Linked DNA regions of Mus musculus: region 2 is linked to region 1. Evidence: chromatin loops called from intact Hi-C (ENCODE). Cell type or tissue: gastrocnemius. All regions are shown on one strand. Each heading gives the region's core, and the rest is flanking DNA. Links, peaks and the distances in the headings are about the cores only.

Region 1 (10,545 bases), core at 3,223-8,222:
TTTGTGTATTTAGTTATAGTTTTTCCTGTTTCTTTTAAATGCTTTCTATGATAGGGAAAAGCATGATACAAGTTATAAAGTCTTATGGGCTCATTCATGTAGCGGTTTATTACATTTGTTTAGTTTATGAATCTTACTGATGGTCAAAGGATAAATTTGAAAGGAGAAATTTATCACTTTATTGTTTTTTAACCAAGTCTCAGTCGTTCTGTTTAACCAATGAAGACTCAAGAGCTAGATGTGAGGGTGAAGGCCTGCTAACTCAGAGGCAAAGAGAACAGCTGACCTTCCTCCTCAGTTGACATCCCAGAAGGAATCCCCTCTCATTCCCTCCATCCTACTTCCTGTGTGTCTCTGTCCATCCTTCTGACTCCCCCTCACTCTGTTTTTCATTTCCGTTTTTATTATTTATTCACTTTACATCCTGATCACAGCCCTCTTTTCTTCTCAGTTCCATCCTCACATCTGTCTCCCCTTCTCAGAGAACACTGTACCTGTGTGTTACTTTCTCAGAGATGCTTCCTCTGACTGTCCATGGGTACCACCCTGCCCTGACCTCAAGTTGCAGCTGGTCTATGCACATCCTTTCCCCAGCTAGAGAAAGGGGATCCAAAGGCAGGCAACAGAGTCAGAGACAGCCCCTGCTCCAGTTGTTGGGGGACCCTCATGAAGACCAAGCTACACATCTACGAATATGTAGAGGGCCTAGGTCTAGCCTATGTATGCTCTTTGATTGGTGGTTTAGTCTGGGAACCCACAAGCCCAGGTTAGTTGACTCTGTAGGTCTTCTTATGGTGTCCTTGACCCCCCTTCCATTTCTCTCAACCCCTACCATACTCTTCCACAGGTCTCCCAGGGAGTGCTGCCTAATATTTGGCTGTAGGTCTCTGCATCTGTTTCCATCAGGTTCTGGATAAAGCCTTGCAGAAGACATGTACATATTCAATTCCTGTCAACTTGTTGTTTGCTCCACCTCTTGACCTATAGTTCACTTTATTTAATCCTGTTTACAATCTTCAAGCAGAAAGCCTTTGAATTAAAGGTGTGTGCTGAGGCTGAGCCATACCACAACTCAAAACAGGTTTCTCCAGTAAATAACACAATTTCAGGGTTCACAGTGTGATAACATATCCTGCAGCACTTTATTCCTCTTTGTTTAAAGTTTCACTTATTTTATTAGAAAAAACATACTCTGGAAACAGTTAGGCAGTGAGTCAAATCTTTAGAGGTCATTATCTCTCATACTTCCTGGTAACTTGAAAAAAAAAGAGTTGTCAAATGATATTTGATCATCAAATAAGGTTAGAGAAAAGCCCTTTCCACTCTGAAGAGTGATAGTCCTATTGTGAAGCCAGCTATTTATTTCTCTGCAATAGCAGAGATTATAGGGTAAGATGAACCTTATTCTGTGTAAAGCCATCTGGTGATGAATCAGCCAGCTGATTGCAGAGCATAAGGATGGACTATCCTTAACATGTGACCTAGTTCAAGTAATTCCATGCATTAATTATACACTAGGTATATAATGTAAGGAAGCAAGTTTTTTTGGCATGGATTATGCAATGCACTGTTTCCTAGTACTGTAGCAATGCCATTGTCTATCTCAAAACTCCATTATAATTTACATCCCTCAGATCCCTCTTGACATCAGTTCTCAGTTGAGTTACATGTAACTACAAGCAGCACTTCGAAAAATGTATGTTTAAAATAACAATACAGTTGGGTTTCCCTCTGGCATTTTCATACACACCTCTTTTTCTTTATCTTTTTTTTTTGTTTGGTTGGTTTTTTGTTTGTTTGTTTGTTTGTTTTTCGAGACAGGATTTCTCTGTGTAGACCTGGCTGTCCTGGAACTCACTCTGTAGACCAAGCTGACCTCGAACTCAGAAATCCGCCTGCCTCTGCCTCCCAAGTGCTGGGATTAAAGGCGTGCGCCACCACGCCCGGCTTTCTTTATCGTTCTTTACTTCCCTCCTCCACCCCTGCTCTTTCTTTATCTTTCTCTAACCATTAGATCCCATTCCACATTTTTAACATATACTCTAGTAACCGCTTTTCCTCTTCTCCTGAAGACTCCTCTCCACTTCATAGTCCTCTCCTAGTCTTATGAGCCACCTACACACTCAAAAAATTAAACCCCAGAATCCACATATGACAGAAAAGGTGAGATATTTTTTGCTGCGTCTGGGTCACTTAATATAATAATTTCCTTAATATAATAATTTCCAACTATATTCATTTTCTTAGGAAGGATATGGTTTTATTTTTTATGGTTGAATAAAATTGCATTGTATATATGTACCACATTTTCTTTGCATTCATCTGTTTGGATGCAAAAATGAACTGTTCCCACAGTAAAGTCCAATTTTAAAACTAGTCTAGGAAGGTGAAGGTGTGACTGTGGTGCTAGGTAGGTTTACACCTGCTAGCCTCTAAATGTTGGAATGCTAAACTGTTGTAACTGCTGAAAAGCCAAGCCCTGTGTGACAAGAAGATAAGCTGTAAAAGATTGCTAAAGAGGAGCATAACTGGGAAATAAGGGCCAGATTTACTCAGAAACAGGTTAGGTGACCCTAGAGAGTTCCAGGTTACCTGTAAGCCAAGAATTCTAGTGGAGTTGTCCTTTATTCATTAAAAATACCCTCTGCATTATATTAGATTTGATCTCTTACAGAGAGAGGGGTGAAGTGGGCAATGGTGGGAAGAAGGGAGGAAGGTTGCCAAAACAATTACAGTGGGTGAAAGGTTGTTCTAGACTAGAACCTAGAGATGAAGAAACTGTATGACCTTCTACTGGCATAGGTGAGATCATCTCATGTCCCCATTCTAGTCTGGAATAAGAACAGCTTCCTGTTTCCATCTAACTTCCCAGCATTCTCTACAGGATTTAGTTCCCTGAGGCAAGATTCTCTTGTTTGTTTCCCCTAGCAACCCTGGATTTGGTAGGTGGCTCAATAGGTGTGTGTGTATATATTTAAGTGTATCTTTTTTTTTTTTTTTTTTTTTTTTTTTTTTTAGTACATGTATACTTGGTTTAGCATTTAAATGAGTTGAACTTGTCTGTCTCATTATTAACTCTTTTTCTAATGTTTTGGGATCCATTGTATACTATCTACAGTCACATATGCAATAGCAGAGCTTTGCTTCTACTGAACTATAAATAAGTTGATCATTGGTCACCAGCCTCTCCTCATCCTCCCTCTCCTAGCCATTCCCAGATACTACCATTATACTCTGAATTTCTATGACAGCAACATTTTCGAATTGTACATACCTGTGAGGTTTTATGTTATTTCCTTTTTCTGTGCCTAGCTTATTTCATTTAACCTGAGAGTCCCCATTTTCATCAGTGCTGTATCGAATGGCAGAATTTCGTGCTTTATTATGGTTGAAGCATATTGCCTTCATGAGTATATGGACACTTTGCTTGGTTTCTTGGCTGTTGAGGTTAGTGCTGCAATACACTTGGGAATGCAAATGTTTCCCTCATTATATCTACCTCCTTTGTATATACCCGTGAATAGGGCTGCAGCATCATACAGTGGCTCTATTTTTGTTTTAATTTTTAGGAATTTCCAGAATGACTTTTATAGTAGCTGTGCTAATTTACATTCTCATTTGAGTTCCTACCAGCACTTGTTATCTTTTAGGGTGTTTGGATAGTACCTATAAGGCCATAGTTCATTGTGGTTTTGTCTTCCATTTCCCTGATGTTTACTGCTGGCCACTTACATGTCTTCTTTTAAGAAATACCTGTTTGAGTCTGTTGCCTATTTTGGAATTGCTTGGGAGCCCACATAGATGACTTATTTGTAATCCCAGCACTCAGAAGGTATAGGCCTGAGGTCCCTGATGCAGTGTATTTTCTGTCTAGCTGGACTAGCTGGATCAGGAAGATACCCATTGTCAATCTCTGGTCTTTTCATCTTCTCTTGCCACATACCTGCAAACAGAAATATACCACAAATACATATACACTTGAAAAAAGAGTACCTGAGGAAATGATGGGAAAGCTGTCTTAGAGATCCCTGTAGAAAAACAGAGAATGTGGCTTTGTATTACATTGCATTTCTAAGAAGAAACGATACTGAGTGGACTCAAGACCACTGCCTTAGCCCAAAAGGGAATGTAATACCCTGCATATTAAATATTATATTTTTATTTCATTTTAGGAAATGTGTATTTTCTAATTTTAAGCTTCATGAAAAGCCAAATAAGATTTGTAAAAAGCTATTATAGTTAAAATATTATTTTATGTAATTATAATTATATAAGTACATTTATATATAAAATTACATGTTATATAGTCACAGTATTATGTGTTGTGCTCTATAAATATTTAAAGGCTGTCTTATAGCAAATGAAAGTTAGAGGATGCTTTATAGCATATGAATGATATTTGTTTAAACTGATTTTTTTTCTACATTAAGAAGTTGTTCTTTTTGACCATGTGTGGTTCTTGTGTTTAGATTGCCCTGTTTAAGATGAATGGATTTTCTTTGACTATATCTTACAGCAGTTTTCATTTTTGCTCCCTTGAAAAAATTTGCAACTATTGACCTACTTACTATGTTTTAAAATTGTTCTTCTGTGTAAATGGAGTGCGTAAATTATATAATATATTTACAGAATTTTTCCTTTAGTTCTGGTTCTCTATTGACTTGACCGTGGAGACTGTATTCTAAAATAGAGAAAGAAATGCTGCAACTCCAATTTGACAGAAAGTGTATGTAAGACTAAGATCATCTGTATTAAATAGTTGGTTGACGTGGGAGACTTAATAAGCCACATAAACCAGACAAACTGATTAAATAAGCTGAGAAAGTAAAAAAGACTTGTTTTAGCTTCACACAAAGTTATTTGTTTATTGTGGTAAAAGTTGTGTGTGCCAGGTATGTGTAGATGACTGTGGGTTATTTTTGTCAGCTTGACACAAATTAAGGTCACTTAGGAAGAGAGAACCACATTTGAGAAAATGAATTCCTCAAACTGGCCTGTAGACCAGCTGTGAGGCATTTTCTTGATGAGGAACAGATATGGGAGGGCCTATCCCACTGTCCACCCCCGGGAGAGTGGCCCTGGACTGCATAGGAAAGCAAACTCAACAAGCCAGGATGGTATAGCCCCCAGTGGCCTTTGCTTCCGTTCCTGCTCCATTGTTTTTCCCTGAGTCCCTGCCTTGGCTTTCTCCAATGATACCCTGCAGCCTATAAGCCACATAAACCCTTCCCTACCCAAATTGCTTTTCATTATGCTATTTTATCACAGAAACAAAAACCAAATTAAGACAGTCACATTTAACATAAAACATACAGAGTTCTTACCAGGACATTGGACACTGTTGCCTTTAGCATATACATCTATTTTATTGTAGAATACTTCATCCCATGATAGTAAAGTTTACTTTCTAGTTAAGAGCAGCACAGTATACATCTTAGGAAAAGCTGAACATAATCTTTGGATTCCCAAGACAAAACTTGAGTAGATGGCATCATGACACTAAGTAGGAGAGGAAGCTAAGGAGCATGACACTTTTACGGTGCCTGTGGCCATGCAGAGTAAAAATAGTAAAATAGGATTCAGACTTAATCTAACTGACTCAGAGTCTGAGATTGTTACTGACTATGCCATAGCCCATAGGACAGTAATCGTTCAAAGCTCAGTCTACAGGTCCTTGGGTGTCTGTCCCTGAAGGCAATCTTTTCTGCCTCTTGTTGCATTTCTATTAGCATACATGATACAAAAACAACTATGGTAGCTCAGTAGCACAGATCAAGGCAGTGAACCAGACTGTATGCTGTACATCTGCATTAAAAACAATTTTAAAAATCCACTAACTTTACCTAATACTATCTCACAAAATGGTAACAGTGAGTGACTTTGTTAAGAGTGGACTTTGAAGTCACACTTTCGTAGTGTTCTGCAGGAGTAGAGGAAAGTACTTATAGAGCGCTTACACTCGGTGCCAGACTACAATGGCTGTCTCCAAGAAAATGAGCTGGGTCACTGTGTGACTTGTAAGCTGAATTAGGCCCATGCTTTCATAAAACATCAGTTGTACTTCAGTGATTGGCAGATTGCTAAGTAGAACATTTGTCAAAATGAACCTCAAGAAAAAGTGACAGGATTTTAATTTCAGTGATAAAATTTTAGGTGTCAAGGATCTAATTTGAGAGCTTGTTTGGAGGTTCTAGCAGGGTAGCACAGCCACTCATATATCTTTGACAGAGGACTGGTCCTCCTCTGTTCGGGGAGGGCCATCCTCTTCGACCTAGCTGGTGAGGGAGGAAGGGGACACCTGCCTAGCCAGCCAGATCAGCCAAATCAACCCTGGCGATCAATGAGGTGACAGATGTCACAGCCAGATCACCCTCACATCCAAGGATATAATTTGAGATAATGAATTCTGTCTGAGCTTAGTAGTATCCTAATATTTAAAGACTTTTCTGTTGACATGGGTAGTGATATTTTTAGAATTGTAATAAAAATTACTAATAATTGATCTCCTTTTTATTTACCTTCAATCTTTCCTTTTAACTGTACTCTGGAGTTTTCTAGATTCTGACACTGATGAGAGTGTGGTATATTGGGTGAAAAGGTTGAGGGCAGTTCTGTGTGAGGCCTACTTCCAGGGCTGGTGACTGGATACTGAAGGGTTTGTAACGTGTTCTTGTTCACATTTGCAGGATAATGTAGCTTTGCTAAGGATTCAGAAGCTAAGCAGAAATGAGCCTAACATCCTGGTTTTTGGTGAGCAGTGGAGGCACTCGCCACAGGCTGCCACGAGAAATGATTTTCGTTGGAAGAGACGACTGTGAGCTCATGCTTCAGGTGATGTATCCGCCTTCTCTAAGCAAGTACTCAGCTTGGTACTCTCCTCCTAGAGCCAGAACATTCAGCTGGAGGTCACGTAGACTTCTTACATTCAGACTTACATTTTCTTGCTAACCTAACTCTCATGTCAGTTTGATTAATTTTCATCCTAGTATCATTTACAGTAAATTCTGTGTTTTGAGGATTATTTTTTTAAAAAATGAGAACTTAGAGTAGAGAAGTGTGTGTGTGTGTGTGTGTGTGTGAGAGAGAGAGAGAGAGAGAGAAAGAGAGAGAGAGATGTACATATAGGTATACTCACCTGTATTTGTGGGGGGAAAAGTAGTTTCTTAAAAATTCCAGTTTTAAAATTCACATTTTAAGTGATAATTTTGTTTATAACGTGACACATTATGTTCCTTTTTATCATCTAAGTCTTTGGGTTCCTTGTGCAATTTGTGTTGTAATATTCAATAATAAAAAAAGAAATCCTACCTACAAGGTAGCAGTTTTTAACAATATGATAGGTAAACCATTAGAAAATAATTCACTGGATATCTGAGTATCAATTTCACAATTTTTAAACAATATGCACCTTTATACACTCAACAAAATAAGTGAATTTAAATTCTCTCAGAATTTAAAGAAGTATGGATATAATACAAAGAGTATTTTAAATATTTAGGTACTTTCCTTATTCGGAAATAATGCCAAACTTATTCTGTATCATAACCAATTTAAATTTCATTTAATCTATGTTTTTGATTTATCCCTCTATTTATCAGCTATCTATTAACATTGTATGTATAATTAAAAATCTTTTTTGTTACTTTAGTATTTTTTTGTAGTTTAATTTTAAGCTAATTTAAAATTTAGCTTAATTTTTTTTTCTTTTAGTCCCGAAGTGTGGATAAACAACATGCAGTAATCAATTATGATGCATCTATGGATGAACATTTGGTGAAAGATTTAGGCAGCCTAAATGGGGTAAGTTAGCCAGTACTTTTTTTTGAATATTTGATTAATGTTAATAAAGTTTCAGTACTTGTTTGTCTGCTTTCCTTTTTCTTTAGATTGTGTTTCCCTCCTAGTACATTGAAGTCACATGTAGCAGCAGCTGAAGGGACAAATAGAGGAAATGAGAAAGGCATTTAATTATGTGACCTGTGATAAAGATTTCCCTAAGATGAGACTGAAGCTTAGCCTCCACATGTGCCTGCAGTTAATGTGTGGGGGAACAGAAAAAGGTCCTGGCAGTAAGAAGGTAGAAAGTACCTTTGGGCACAAGAGATATGTTCTCGGTTTTATAAAGTAAGAATGAAAAGGTAGATTGGGTGCCAAATCCTGGAGGACCTCCTATAGTCTAGGGCTGGGGCAAAACCAAGAGATTTAACCATTTACTTTAACACACATACTACTTTATCTGAACACTAGGATTCAGTCTTGCTACTTTCTTTTTGTCTTTGTAGGTATATTTTGTAATTGTAGTAGATTTTTTTTTTTATTATTTCTATCTGATGTTTTCACATTTTTTTGGACTTAATTCATTCCTTTTTTCTTTTTTTATTGAATATTTTTATTTACATTTCAAATGTTATGCCCTTTCCTAGTTTCCCCTCCAAAGCCTCCCTAGCCCCTCCCCCTCCTCCCCACCCACCCACTCCCATTCCTGGCCCTGGCCTTCCCCTACACTGGGGCATAGAACCTTCACAGGACCAAGTGCCTCTCCTCCCATTGATGACCGGCTAGGCCATCCTCTGCTACAAATATAGCTAGAGCCACAAGTCCCACCATGTGTTTTCTTTGATTGGTGGTATAGTTCCAAGGAGCTCTGGGGGTACTGGTTAGTTCATATTGATGTTCCTTCTATGGGGCTTCAGTCCCCTTCAGCTCCCTGGGTATTTCACTGGCTCCTTCATTGGGGATCCTGTGCTCCGTCCAATGGATGACTGTGAGTATCCACTTCTGTATTTGCCAGGCACTGGCAGAGGCTCGCAGGAGACAGCTATATCAGGCTCCTGTCAATAGGCTCTTGTTGGCATCTGCCTAGTGTCTGGGTTTGGTGGTTGTTTATGGGGTGGATCCCCATGTTTCTACATTTTACAGAATGAAAATAATCACAGGTGTACTGAATTGTTTCAGCTTCTCAGTTTTCCTGTGGCTCTGGAGGCTCTTGTGGCACTTGAGTGCTGGGAATGGAACCTGCCTCTTCTAGAAGAGGCTCCAATGCTCTTTATCTCTCTGGTTCAGTATACTTTTGATACTATTGTAATTCCAGAATTTTCAACATCAAAATAAAGATTAATGTCAGAACTAGGGGAAACAGTGAAGTGCTATTTGTGAGCCCAGTTTTAATTATAGCAAGTGGTATAACCTTGGGAAAATTAACCTCTGTATTCCTCGGTTTTTGAAAATAGAAATAAAATTATACCTTACGGTTTGTTGAAAAGATGAAAATAAGTAAATCATTTTAAACATCTAAACCAATACGCAATATAAATATTCAAAAAGTATTCATTTAATATTATGATTTAGTTATTTTAAAAAGATAGCTAAGACAATTTTACTACTTAGGAACCTATGTACTTTTCAACAAATCCATTGTTGCACATGCGTTGTTTTTTAACTGTTTATTTCTAACTTATGTAGATGTGTGTGTGGACATGTGAATGTGAGTGAGGGTACTCACAGAGGCCTGAAGAAAGCTTTGCATCCTCTAGCGCTGAAGTTGAAGTTGTTTAAGTTGTTGGATGTGTGTTGCTGGATCTAACTAGTCCTCTATAAGAGCAGCAGGTGCTCTTACCCACTGAGCTGTCTCTCTTGCCCTCATTATTTTATATTTAAGAAACATATTTAACCCTCTGTCTTAGCTTATTCAAGTCACTACACTCTCTAAACTGAACCTCAAAATATTACTAGCATTCTTGCTCCTTTTACCCCATCACAAATATTCCCAAGGGACCTGAATATATGTTTTTACCACCAAAAATGTTACTAAATAAAGCAGAGAAAATTGAAACTAGTTTTCTTGCTGGATTTTGGTGGCCCACATTGCTGGGAGCTTGTTGAAGCTTTTCTGTGAGACCCTTATTTGCTGTCGTCAGTCCTCCTGCCTCCTCCCTCCACTGAGCACTTGCCCCTGCACCCTACCATCCCACTCCTGGCTTTGTTACTGTGCTACTGTACACAGCCTACATTCTAGCCTAGGCCTGTCGTTTCCCTTTTTTTCAGACTAGAGTTCCATGAGAACATGGGTTCAATACCCAGAAGACATAAAATGTTGGGTGTGATTACCTGCATGTTTGTAATTCCAGTGCTGGGGAATGAAGGCAGGTGATTCCCAGTACTTGCTGGCCAGAAAACCTAGCCAAACTGGCAAGCCCCAGGTCCCAGTGAGACACTCTGCCTCAAAAAACAAGATAGATAGATGGTGAAGAACACTGTCTGAAGTTGACCTCTGGCTTCCACAAACAGGAGCACTGATATGTGTGTACAGTCATGCACCCCCCCAACACACACACACACACAAAAATTACTTATGTTTTTCGGAAATACCGCATGTTCCTTCTCATTGAATGAATCTGACTGACAGAATGAAAGCATCCTAGTTTCTTTTTGTCCTTAGAAATACTCTTTTCTCATTGATTCTGGGTAAAAGAAAAGTGAGCTAGAATTGTCCTCATTTCCTGGAGAAACAGAATGATAATTTTGTGGATACTGTGATTATGTCAT
Region 2 (10,545 bases), core at 3,229-8,228, 48 kb before region 1:
CAGCCCCGATTCTTCCATAAATCGGCATAGCTGACATATACCACAGTTTAGTTCTTTCTTTTGAAGGATGCTCAGGCTTTTACACCCTTACAAATAATGCTACAAAAGCATTCTCTATGATGCTCTAATGTGTGTACATGACCTTTTCTTTGTAGGAAACTATAACACATAAATTAAATATTAATAGAGAGTGCTACATCATCCTGCAAAGTAGCTGTGCTGATTTCATTGTGCCACCGGCAAGGCACGGAAATCCTGGTCTCAGTGGAATCATCCACCATTAGTCATGGCCAGTCCGATGGAGTAGGCTGCTCTTAGTCGTGTAAATATCTTCTGATAACTGACAGCTTCCTCTCTTACCAGCCTCTTCCCCTTACTCACAGTGCAACTGGACAGTCTGCCATGTTTTATTTCAAAACTGCTTACATACTCTAGTAGTTAGTTACCCGTGGCAAGCATGTTCCCAGTCTTTTACTATAATTGGCAATATTTTACTTTAAGTAAATTAAGTCAATTAATTAAAATTGTCCTGTAGTGCTGCGAATTAGACCCTGGACATGTGGATCAGTGTCACACCGCTGAGCTACACAAGGAACCTTACGCTCTGTGAGACAGGATCCTGCTCTATATTCAGACTGGCTTGGATCCTCTGCCTTAGCCTACAGAGCTCGGTCACCATAGGTGTGGGTTACCACCCCCGATGCCCATGAGGTCATTTTTTAATGACTCAAGGGAATAATCTTTTGCTGTTTATGACTTTCACTTTTGCATGTCATGCTGAGGATACAAGTCCAAAGCTATCAGTTTACTTCTAATACTTTTATAGTCTGAACTACATTTGGCTCTTTATACATAATTCAGTTTGCAAAGTACAGTTCTATTTTATTTTTATCAAATAGAAAGAAAAATTTAATTTCTCTGAGCCACTGCTTCCCAACTTATAAATGCACATAACAGTGCCTGCCTTACACAATGCATTTTAAGATTAAAGGAGACTATGTTTTTCAATTACCTAGCTCAGGCCTGGTCAAATAACACTCACTATTATTTGGGTAGGAAAAATATTATATGTGTGTGTGTGTGTGTGTGTGCATGTGTGTGTGCGTGCATGTGTGTGTTTTATTGAATATATGTAAAAGCTTTAATAATAACTCACAACATACTTAGCAAAATCAAGGCCATCAGCTACCAGTCATCCCTACTGGCAAGTTGGGTTTTGTACAGCAGTCAGTACATTAATCGTGTGTGGAAGTCACCGTTGGCAGAAACATCAAACCTTCTTATGCTCTGTGAAGTGCAGAGGCTCTGGTGTTTAGTATGTAGATACTGCTCAGCAGAAGAACGCTGAGCATTTACAAAGAAGCACTGTATAGATATCATCTCAACTACTGTCCCAAACACCTCATATGCTCTAAAAGTGAGAAGACAGAGACCCAGAAAGGCTAGACAACCCCAGTGAAATTACACAGCAAACAGTGGAAGAACTAGACTATGCATCCAAGGCAGTCTGTGTCAAAGCTCAGTGCTCCTGTTCATAAGGTAAAGATGCCTTTGTATATTTTCCCAGAAAATAGCAGAATAGAAAACTCCATTCAGAGCAATAAAGCAAGTTGTTGTAAAGAATATCTGCCTGCCTTTAATGATCAGTCATTCCATGTTTGTATATCAATTCTGCCTATGGGATCTCTGACTTACCAGTCAGAACATGAACACTGAGTGAACAACAAGGCCAGGGACTCTGGCAGGACCCAGAGCTGAAGCAATAAACAAGACCTCAGTGTGGCTCTCAAGTGGACATGATGTATTCTAAAGATTCAGAGGAAAGCATGAAGTCAGTTGAGGACCTACTGGGTGGGACTTAGTGAGGGAATAACTTGGAAATAAATGCAGTTTGAGCTTCTGAGATGAGCACAGCAGACAGAGATGGGTCAAGACTAATGAGCATAGGAAAGCACAGACTGCAAAACAGCACTGGATTTTATAATAACCAATAATTTTCAATTTCTACTGAATGAAATTTTACAGAAGAGAAAAGACTTCCTTCAGGAGAGTGAAACTAGATCACGAAATGCACATGGGGGCCTGTGGTATTTCAGCCTGGGCAAGAATTTGAACATAGCTTCTTTGTAATCACCCCCTAGTCAGCCTTCCTCTGCTGATGCTGTGACAGCTGCATCCTCTTCCTGTGACATCAGAATATGCTCTGCAACAGGCACGTGAAGAAGATGTGCTGATAGCCCATTCTGCCTAAACCACACTGTAAATCCAAGACACGACGCAATCTAAAGAGGTGCAGTCACACCCATCTTGTGAAGAAGGCTGTTGAGACTGCAGTCACTGAACTGCGTGACCCATGAGGATTACCTATTTCAATCCTCTTACCTCAAATGAGATTTGAACTAAGACGTTTCCCCATGGCTGGCGGACCCGACCTTCGCCACTCTTTCTTCATGAAAGCTACAGAGAAGGGACCATCTAAACTCTGGTTTATTGGGAGTTGAAGTTAACTGTATGTGACTCCCCATCAGATCAAAGGACACATGCCCTTATAGATACAATGTCCTCCGTGGCCAAAGATCCGGACACAAGGCACACTTACTTAGTCAGCCTCTCGATGGTCTGGATGTGCACGTTGCTGTGTGTCTGGGAAAGAACAGCTTCATGCTGAGCACATTTCAAACAGAGGCCACCCACACGGCTGGATGCACTCGCAGCCAGAAGAGACTCTTTATGCTTCAATCTTTCCTTAAGATCCTCACAGGTTTTCTGGTATTCAGCTAAGTCTTTCCTAAAAGAAAGTGAAAAAATTGTAGGCTAAGTCCAGGAAACAGTACAAGTACAGAGAGTATCGTCACCGCCATGCATAGTGTTGAGCACAGGAGACACCTAACATATGTACCTTATTAACTCTTACCATAACCTTGAAGCACAGGACTGATTGCCTTATTTTTTTTTGTACTACATTGTGAAGTGCTATCAAGTAATTCTAATTTTGATTGCATCTATTGTTCATCAACTGCTAAAGTCTACCTTAAGATCCCCACCCTTTTGATGTGTCTGGAAATAGATGATTCATTTACCTCAGAAGCATCAGCTGAGATTCCAGAAGGTCAGTCTTCGCCTCGTATGTGAGTTTCAGCCTCTCCTGCAGAACAAGGCAGGAAAGCACATTTTTGCCATGTCTTGTTTTCATAAAAAATTTAAATTCTAAATAGTAACTCAAGTTTTTCTCTCTCGCCCACAGGGAGATCCAGGCTTCAGGAGTGCGTGCACTAGCTCACTCCACTCTGCTGTTCTGACTATTAGGTGAACGCCAATACAGAGCCATTGGGTCCCAAAATAGTGACTGCCTACCATTCTTATTTTCTTTTAAAACTATGCATATTATACCAAGTCTTACCGTTAAAAGTGTGAACTTTGCAGAAAGTTGATTGTCACTTAGTAGTCTCATAATGGTAAATCTCAAACTTATCAGAATTCCTCTTTGTAAGTGAAATATGTTTGGCGTGCAATATATACATACTTTGAATAGGAAGGTTAAAAGTTTAGTGCCTACCATGATAAGTCAAATGGACAGCCCATCTGTAAGCTGACTCTCTGTGCAATCTACCATTAAACAGGTACTTTTTAGGAATCTACACAAAGGTACCTCAAACCTCAGCAAGAGTCTATACTCTTGTAAGGAACAGAGTGGCACATGAGTCTCTGTGAGATGAACAGGAGGAAAGCAGAGTTATAAAGGCAAAGCTTTCTAATCCAGTTAAAAAAAATAGGCTTCTTAGAGCAGGAGTTAAGGCATGAAGGAGGATTTCCAGGAGAGAATCTGAAGCTATCACATCACACCGTATCTTTGGGCAGCCTGACTGGATCACCAGACAGTAAAGAGCTACGACAAGAGCAGCTGGACGTGGGAGAGACAGGAAAGTGTGGGACACGGGAAGAGGGTAAATGCTAAGACATCTGTTTATCCAACCCATGTAGCTGAGGCACTGGACATGCACTGGAAACTTAGCAGATTGAGTGTAGCATCAGAATAACGGGGGCGGGGAAACACTGTTTATAAAGAACTAATTGCAGATGCATAGGTAGGTCAGACCGTGAAGACAACCCAGTGATAAATACTGAAAAGTAAGTTTGTAGTGTTGAGATATTCAAGAGTCAGGAGGATGGAAGTTCATAACTGATTAGATCTGAGACAGAAAATGACAAAACTCATCTAGGTTCCTGAACTGAGTGATAAGTGAGTGCCAGTGAGAAATACGATTTCAGACCCAGGAAAGAGAGCAAAGAAACCCCCAAAATAATTCAAGCAGTGACACAGAGAACAAACAATAGGACCATAAAAAGAACTCAAAAATCAAGATGACCACGTTGAGTGAAAACCAATGGTATGAATAGTCCCATTAATTAACAATGGCATAGATACTACATTATAAAACTAACACCAGAGTGGCTGAGAGCCAGAACCCAGCTGTGTGCTTCTAAAGGAAACCACCCTCGGCTAGTAAGACACAAACAGGTTAAAAGTAAAGGATAGAAGAAGAGAAATCCCACCATTCTAATGCTAGTTTTTAAAGCTGTATGACTTAGTAAAAAATCTGTAAGCTTTTTAAAAATCATGTGAGGAGTTCAGAAATGAAATATGAAAATAAATATTATATTTATGATAGCATCCATACCAACTAAGGACTGATTCTAATGAAGGGTATTTGAATCCTTTCCTCAGAACCTAAACATAGCCGAGCATGGGGTATACTCCATATCCACTGCACTGCAGAGGCACAGGCAGGATGGTCAGGAGTTCTAGGCCCTAGATTCTAGGCATCCCTGAAATAGACCAGGTCCAGAGCATCCTGAGATATGCTGAAAGATCCTGTTTCAAGAAAGCCAAAGGCCAGGGATGCAACTCAGCAATGTAGTGCTTTGCCTAGTGGTACTTGGCCCAAGTTTTGATTCCCATAATCTCAAAGAAAAAAAAAAGCCTAATGAACGTTAAAGATAACTTAAATACATGAAGTTGTATGGAGTTCACAAGGATGGGTGAAATGGTATTATAAGGCCATTAATTCCCAAATAACATATACTTTAGAAAGACAATCTAAATCAAACTCTACAATGTATTTGGAAATGCAAAAGGCCAAAATAGTAAAGATACTCTTTTGGAAAAAGAGTAACATTCTATGTGACATGGTCTACAATTCAGGCTATAATAATCAAGACAGTTTAGTATGCGCACAATGAAACACATAGAGAAACAGAACACTTGTAAGCCATGGAAAAGGTGCTGAGATGCAGGGGAGGTTCCCAGGTGTGTGCTTGCTCACCTCACATGTGCAGGCTGTTGGGTTGAACCCTTAAAACCACAGGCACAAAACACAACATGTAAATCATGAGGGCACAAGACTACCTTTTCAATAAATAGAACTCTAATATATCGATAAACACACTAGACAAAACCAAAACATAATCTGTGTGCTTCATATCACATACCAAGATGAATTCCAGGCAGATTGTATATCTAAATGTAAAAGGCAGAGCTAAACACTCCAGAAAATACTTTAGGAAAATATCCTGTGTCAGGAAGAAAGGGACTTTTTAAGGTACAGAAAGCGCACACTCTTAAGCTCTCACATTCCTTACTCTCTAGCTCTCTTTCTCTCTTTCCCTTCCCCCTTCTCTCCATGTGACCATGGCCGGCCTCTCCCTCTCTCTTTCTACCTTCTCTCCTTTCTCCCTGCCTTTCTACAATAAAGCTCTAAAACCATAAAAAAAAAATACAGAAAGCACTATACAACGAATAAACAATGAAATCTTTGTAACTAAAGCAAGCAATTAGCTACCAGGAGAATTAAAAAGTAAGATATACTTAGTGAGACTACAAAACTTACTACACATAGTAAAGCATGTGTAAGTATATGTGTGTGTGTGTGTGTGTGTGTGTGTTCCCCAAATCAACATATCAAATAAACATAATATATCAAGGAGCAGAAACACTATACAGCATACTTTGCTATAAGCTCAAGGGTAGCCTGGGCTCATGATGAGTTCCAGACCAGCCTAGAGAGACCTTGTACGAAACAGACTCATTACAAAAAAACCCAAAAAATAAACAAACAAAAAAACCCCAAAAAACCCCAAGCAAATACACACAAGATCATTAGAAAAACTGCCAACAGTGTATAAAAAGGGGTGTGGACTTCAGGATAAGTCCTGTACCATGTATAGGGTATAAACTGGTAAAGCACTTCGTAGAAGACAGCCATTGATAATCAATTCAAGTCGAACACTAACATAGCCTAAGACCAAGAATGTGTGAGGTGCATGCTCACAGACATAATGAATGTTCTCTGCAGAAATACTCACACAAGCACCAAGCTAGAAGCACAACAAATATCCATCAGCACTAGATAAGTCACTTATGGTACATTCATTTGGTGGCTCCTCAATGAAAATTGCTACTCTTTTGCTACATGCAGTAACATGGACAGATCTAGAAATGCAATGGTAGGAAACAAAGACAAATGGTTGGGACATACATGTAATGCCAGCACTTGAGAAGCAGAGGCAGGAGGATTGAGTTCAAAGCCAAATTTGGTACCACAGTGAGTTCAATGCCACCCTGGGCAATATGAGACCCTATCTCTAAAAGCCAAACTAAAGTTAAAAGAGAAAAGGGGTAAGGAAGATGGAGAAGGAGAAAGAAAGGGGAGCTAAATTAAAGAACGGATACCGTTGTAAGGCTCCATCTATATAAGCTTCCCTTAATTCGCACATTCAAGTAGAATGTTCAGTAATGTGTTCTTGGCAAATGCTCATGGAAGTCAGGATGTTGATTAGCTATGGAGTGCAGAGACACTGGGTGGCAGGGAACACAGCAAGGATGTACAAGGATGGAAAAAAAAATCTTGATCCAAAATTTCCTGAGTACTCTTTCAGAGAAAATCACTAGGCTGTAAACTTTTGAGTACTTTAATGAACTCAAATTGCGTTGTGCAGGAAGAATGTTGGGAAAGAGGATGTCGAACTGGTCCATGTGGTATCAAAACTATTACTAGGTAGAAATCACTTGCAACTGTAAAATGAGCAGGCTGAATGTGCTCTCAGGTGTTACAGTGAAAACAGGAGACAAGGAGTACAGATAAGAATATATTCAACTGTCTGGGAAAGTTTGCGGAGTAAAGGAGATAAAAGTGTAGGGTCATGAACAGGATAAATTGAAAAAAGAAAAAAAAAAAACAATCTGTGAGAAACCAGACATCAGACTTACTAAAGAAAAGGCTATAAGCAATTGCCTCCTGTACATCCAAAGAACAAGGGGAAACATAGGCTAAGACCTGGAGAAAGCAGGGGCTGTTTTAGAAGGGAACCGAGAATCTAGAACAGAAAAATCTCAATAACAGACTTGGCAAATCCATTGGAGGGGTTCAAGACTGGATTGAGCAAGTGGAACAGAGAGCGACTGAAATGACTAAGGCCGAAGGGCAAAGGTGAAGAGCGACCTGAGATGAGAAGAAACAGAGGTGCAGAAGCACTCCACACTCACCAGCTCCAGCTTCCATTTATTGGCATCACCAGTGGATGCAGTTTTGCCAGTTTCAGCATCACCATGAGAAAATGGTCTCTTTGCAGCTTCATCCACCCTAGAATCTTCTCGTGTCATAATCCAAGAATTCTGCATGTTTCCCTAAAATAAAACACGCCATTAGCTGCAGCTGATATTCAACATTAAGTAAACATGCAGACTATAAATGGAATCATGATTCCCAGCCATGCGGAACATGTGCACACACAGGCTGTGCTAGACAGTGGGTATTAAAGGGTCAAGTGCCCACATATGCAGGGAATAATGCAAATATCCACAGAGAAGCCTGATGCCTGTGTATTCAACATTCTCAGAAAACAGACACTCTGGAAACTGACAGTCTTATATTTTCCATATTCCATAGATGCTAATAATCATAGTTGAAAACATGTTAGACATTTTTTGTGTACTTCATATAATTTGCTAAGAGCCCCAAGGATAAATTGTAAGGATTTATCTGGCTGCAGTATGTTCATGCTTTTTACACAATGAGAGAGACATGGGTGTTCTCCGCTCTGGATTCCTGATAGTGCTTCCAAAACTCCTGACAATTTTAGAGTGAAAAAGACCATAGTTTGGTATGATACTGGGTATTAGTGCACAACTGTCAATACAAGAGGTCCTAAGACCTTCATGACCGTGAGTGATGGGGACGTTTATGCTAATTAGATGACATGGGTTCCTCCATGGCTTCATGAAGGGGGGCAGGGTTTACCAGAAATCTTGTTAGAAGGGGAAACTCTTGGCCTCCCTGTTCTCTGAGGATAGGAGAGCTGGAGACTGACTTGCAAATGGATACTGGTTTGTTTGGTCATTAACAAATCAACCATGCCTATGTAAGGAGCCTTCTTAAAATTCCATATGATAGGGGGTTGGAGAATTTCTGGGTTGGTGAACACATCATTGTGCTATAATAAACTTTTCTCTAAAACTGACCCTCTGTGATCTGTGTATTTCATTTCTCTAATCCATTATTCTTTTATTTTAGACAAAAACTTGAAAGTCATTGGCTTTTGTGGCAATTGAGGTTTTCAGGATCATAGCTCCAAGTCAAGAAAAGCTCAGTTCTTAAAAGACATTGAAGACTCTGCAATCCTCGTATCTTAGGACCAACTCACAAGAGAGGATGTTGGACATTGAGAGCAATGAGAAATTTCAATTAGTTTTCTGGAGAAGTTGTGGTCCTAGTGTGTCATTTAGATGAACAAACCCTTCCATAAAGGGGCAGCCTCCCAAGAAGCTGGGTGGGGAGAGGAGCCCCACCCTGCAAGAACATTCACAGATTCACAGGCAGTTTGCATCACTGTTTTTTTTCCCACAGAGGCTGTTATGTTTATTGTGCAGACAGTGATAATCCACTAGAGAAGGTATTGCCACAAGCAAGCCATCCAAGCACAATCACAGACAGCGACTCTACACAAGGAACAGAGAAATAAGTCAGAGGGCGCACAAAGGAACAGGGAGAAGGTTGGATGCAGTTAATCGTCTTGATAAGTTTTTCCTGCAAACATACTTAGCTCACAGAAATGGTAGAGAAGTTAGATGTCCAGTTTTACTTAGCTGTGACCAACAACAGTAAAAAACAGTCTTATAAAATTTATCTCCCATAAAAATAAACTATATATATAAAAATTTTATGATGTTCTCACTGTTCCATTGGACAGAAGCCTTTTTTTTCTCTCTTTTTTTCTTTTTTTTCAGTATGAAAAATGAGGTATACTGGGACTTAAGAGGTAGTAGTGTGTTTTGATTGTACAACATACAGGAAATAAGGAATAACTTCATCAGAGATGGAAATTGCTCAGTGTGCCCAGTCTGGCCAACACGAGAAACTGCTTCAGTTTTTATGAGCTGGCCAAAATGAGGTTTCTGTAAGGCACATCCGAAGACCTGGAATGAGAATCTGATATTTATAAGCCATTGTTTATTTGATTATTTAATGCATTGTTAATAGTCACGTTGAGTTTTAATCTCTCCATAGCTCCTTTGGCAACTCACGACAGTGAGCCATCTGCCAGTCTCAGAGCGGCACGTGGCCTTTGAAGTGACCTCCCTGAAAACAGCTGAAAGAGACATGGTTGTTTGTTTGTTTGTTTGTTTCATTTGGCTTCAGTATTAACTTATACTGACACAAGCCACTATGAGAAACCACCTCCTGGCCCAGTGGGTAACACTCTGGAAAGTCAGCACACTTAATAGGAGAGAAAGGCATAGAAACTCTACACAAGAAGCGTCCAAAACAAATCTGCTTGAGACATTTTTTTACAAAAATCACATTGTGTAAAATACATGAAAAAATATCGGTCAAGCATATTCTTCTAGGCAACTAATCTTAGAAATCTATTTTTTTTCCTTTTTCATTGCATTAGGCAAAAGGCTGAGCTGGTTGTAGCAAAATTTCAAGTTTCTTTGAAGGTTGGCTTGATTTTAATTCATTTATTTTTGCAAAAGTATGTAAAAAAATTGTGTTTCTATCAAGTGTATTTTACAAAAAAATAGTTTCGATGAGGGAGAGGTGAGGTTTGAACTCCTTCAAACATGGGGGAAGGAAATCAATGAGCGATATAGGCTGCAAGTTTGTTCCTTTGGAAGTGTGGAGGTAGTTCCTTGCAAATCAGGAAGTCCATTTGTTTCAATAATTCATTTGAGGTACAAACTTGGAGACTTATATTTGAACACTACAGATGTGTGTGTGTGTGTGTGTGTGTGTGTGTGTGTGTGTGTGATACAAAGTAGTGCCACTGAAAAATAAATTCTCCTTAAGAACCTAGGAGCAACTTGACTCAAAACTGTTTCAAATTAATGTAACAATCTAGCAGGAAAGCTGCCACAAGCATTTGTAACATTTTAATTTTAAAAAAAAAAAAGTCATAGAAACATGCATAGCCTGCAGAGACGGAGTAAGAGTACAGACAAGAATGGTCGAGAACTGGGGATGGCTGAGATGCCGACCCAGTAAGGTT

The links. Peaks named below come from ENCODE experiments on the same cell type or tissue, not always from the same donor. Only the 100,000 strongest peaks of a DNase experiment are listed, where the experiment ranks them.
Region 2: a loop joins it to region 1, with 2.3 times the contacts of the local background. A loop is called at or near these places in 4 of 42 quality-filtered maps.

What each region holds. Positions count from the first base shown.
Region 1 is chr1:176,789,791-176,800,335 of GRCm38, reverse strand. It overlaps Cep170 (centrosomal protein 170), which reads left to right. Exons shown (of 20, transcript NM_001099637.2): 2 at 6,687-6,831; 3 at 7,711-7,800. The coding sequence starts at 6,727. Among named protein-coding and RNA genes, the nearest start is that of Cep170, 12 kb to the left of the region's middle. In gastrocnemius, for the core only: no CTCF peak of the experiment used is centred there; a DNase peak (open chromatin) is centred at 6,312; H3K27ac peaks cover 687 bases.
Region 2 is chr1:176,837,424-176,847,968 of GRCm38, reverse strand. It overlaps Sdccag8 (serologically defined colon cancer antigen 8), which reads right to left. Exons shown (of 18, transcript NM_029756.3): 6 at 7,544-7,684; 7 at 3,081-3,145; 8 at 2,600-2,788. Among named protein-coding and RNA genes, the nearest start is that of Sdccag8, 28 kb to the right of the region's middle. In gastrocnemius, for the core only: no CTCF peak of the experiment used is centred there; no DNase peak of the experiment used is centred there.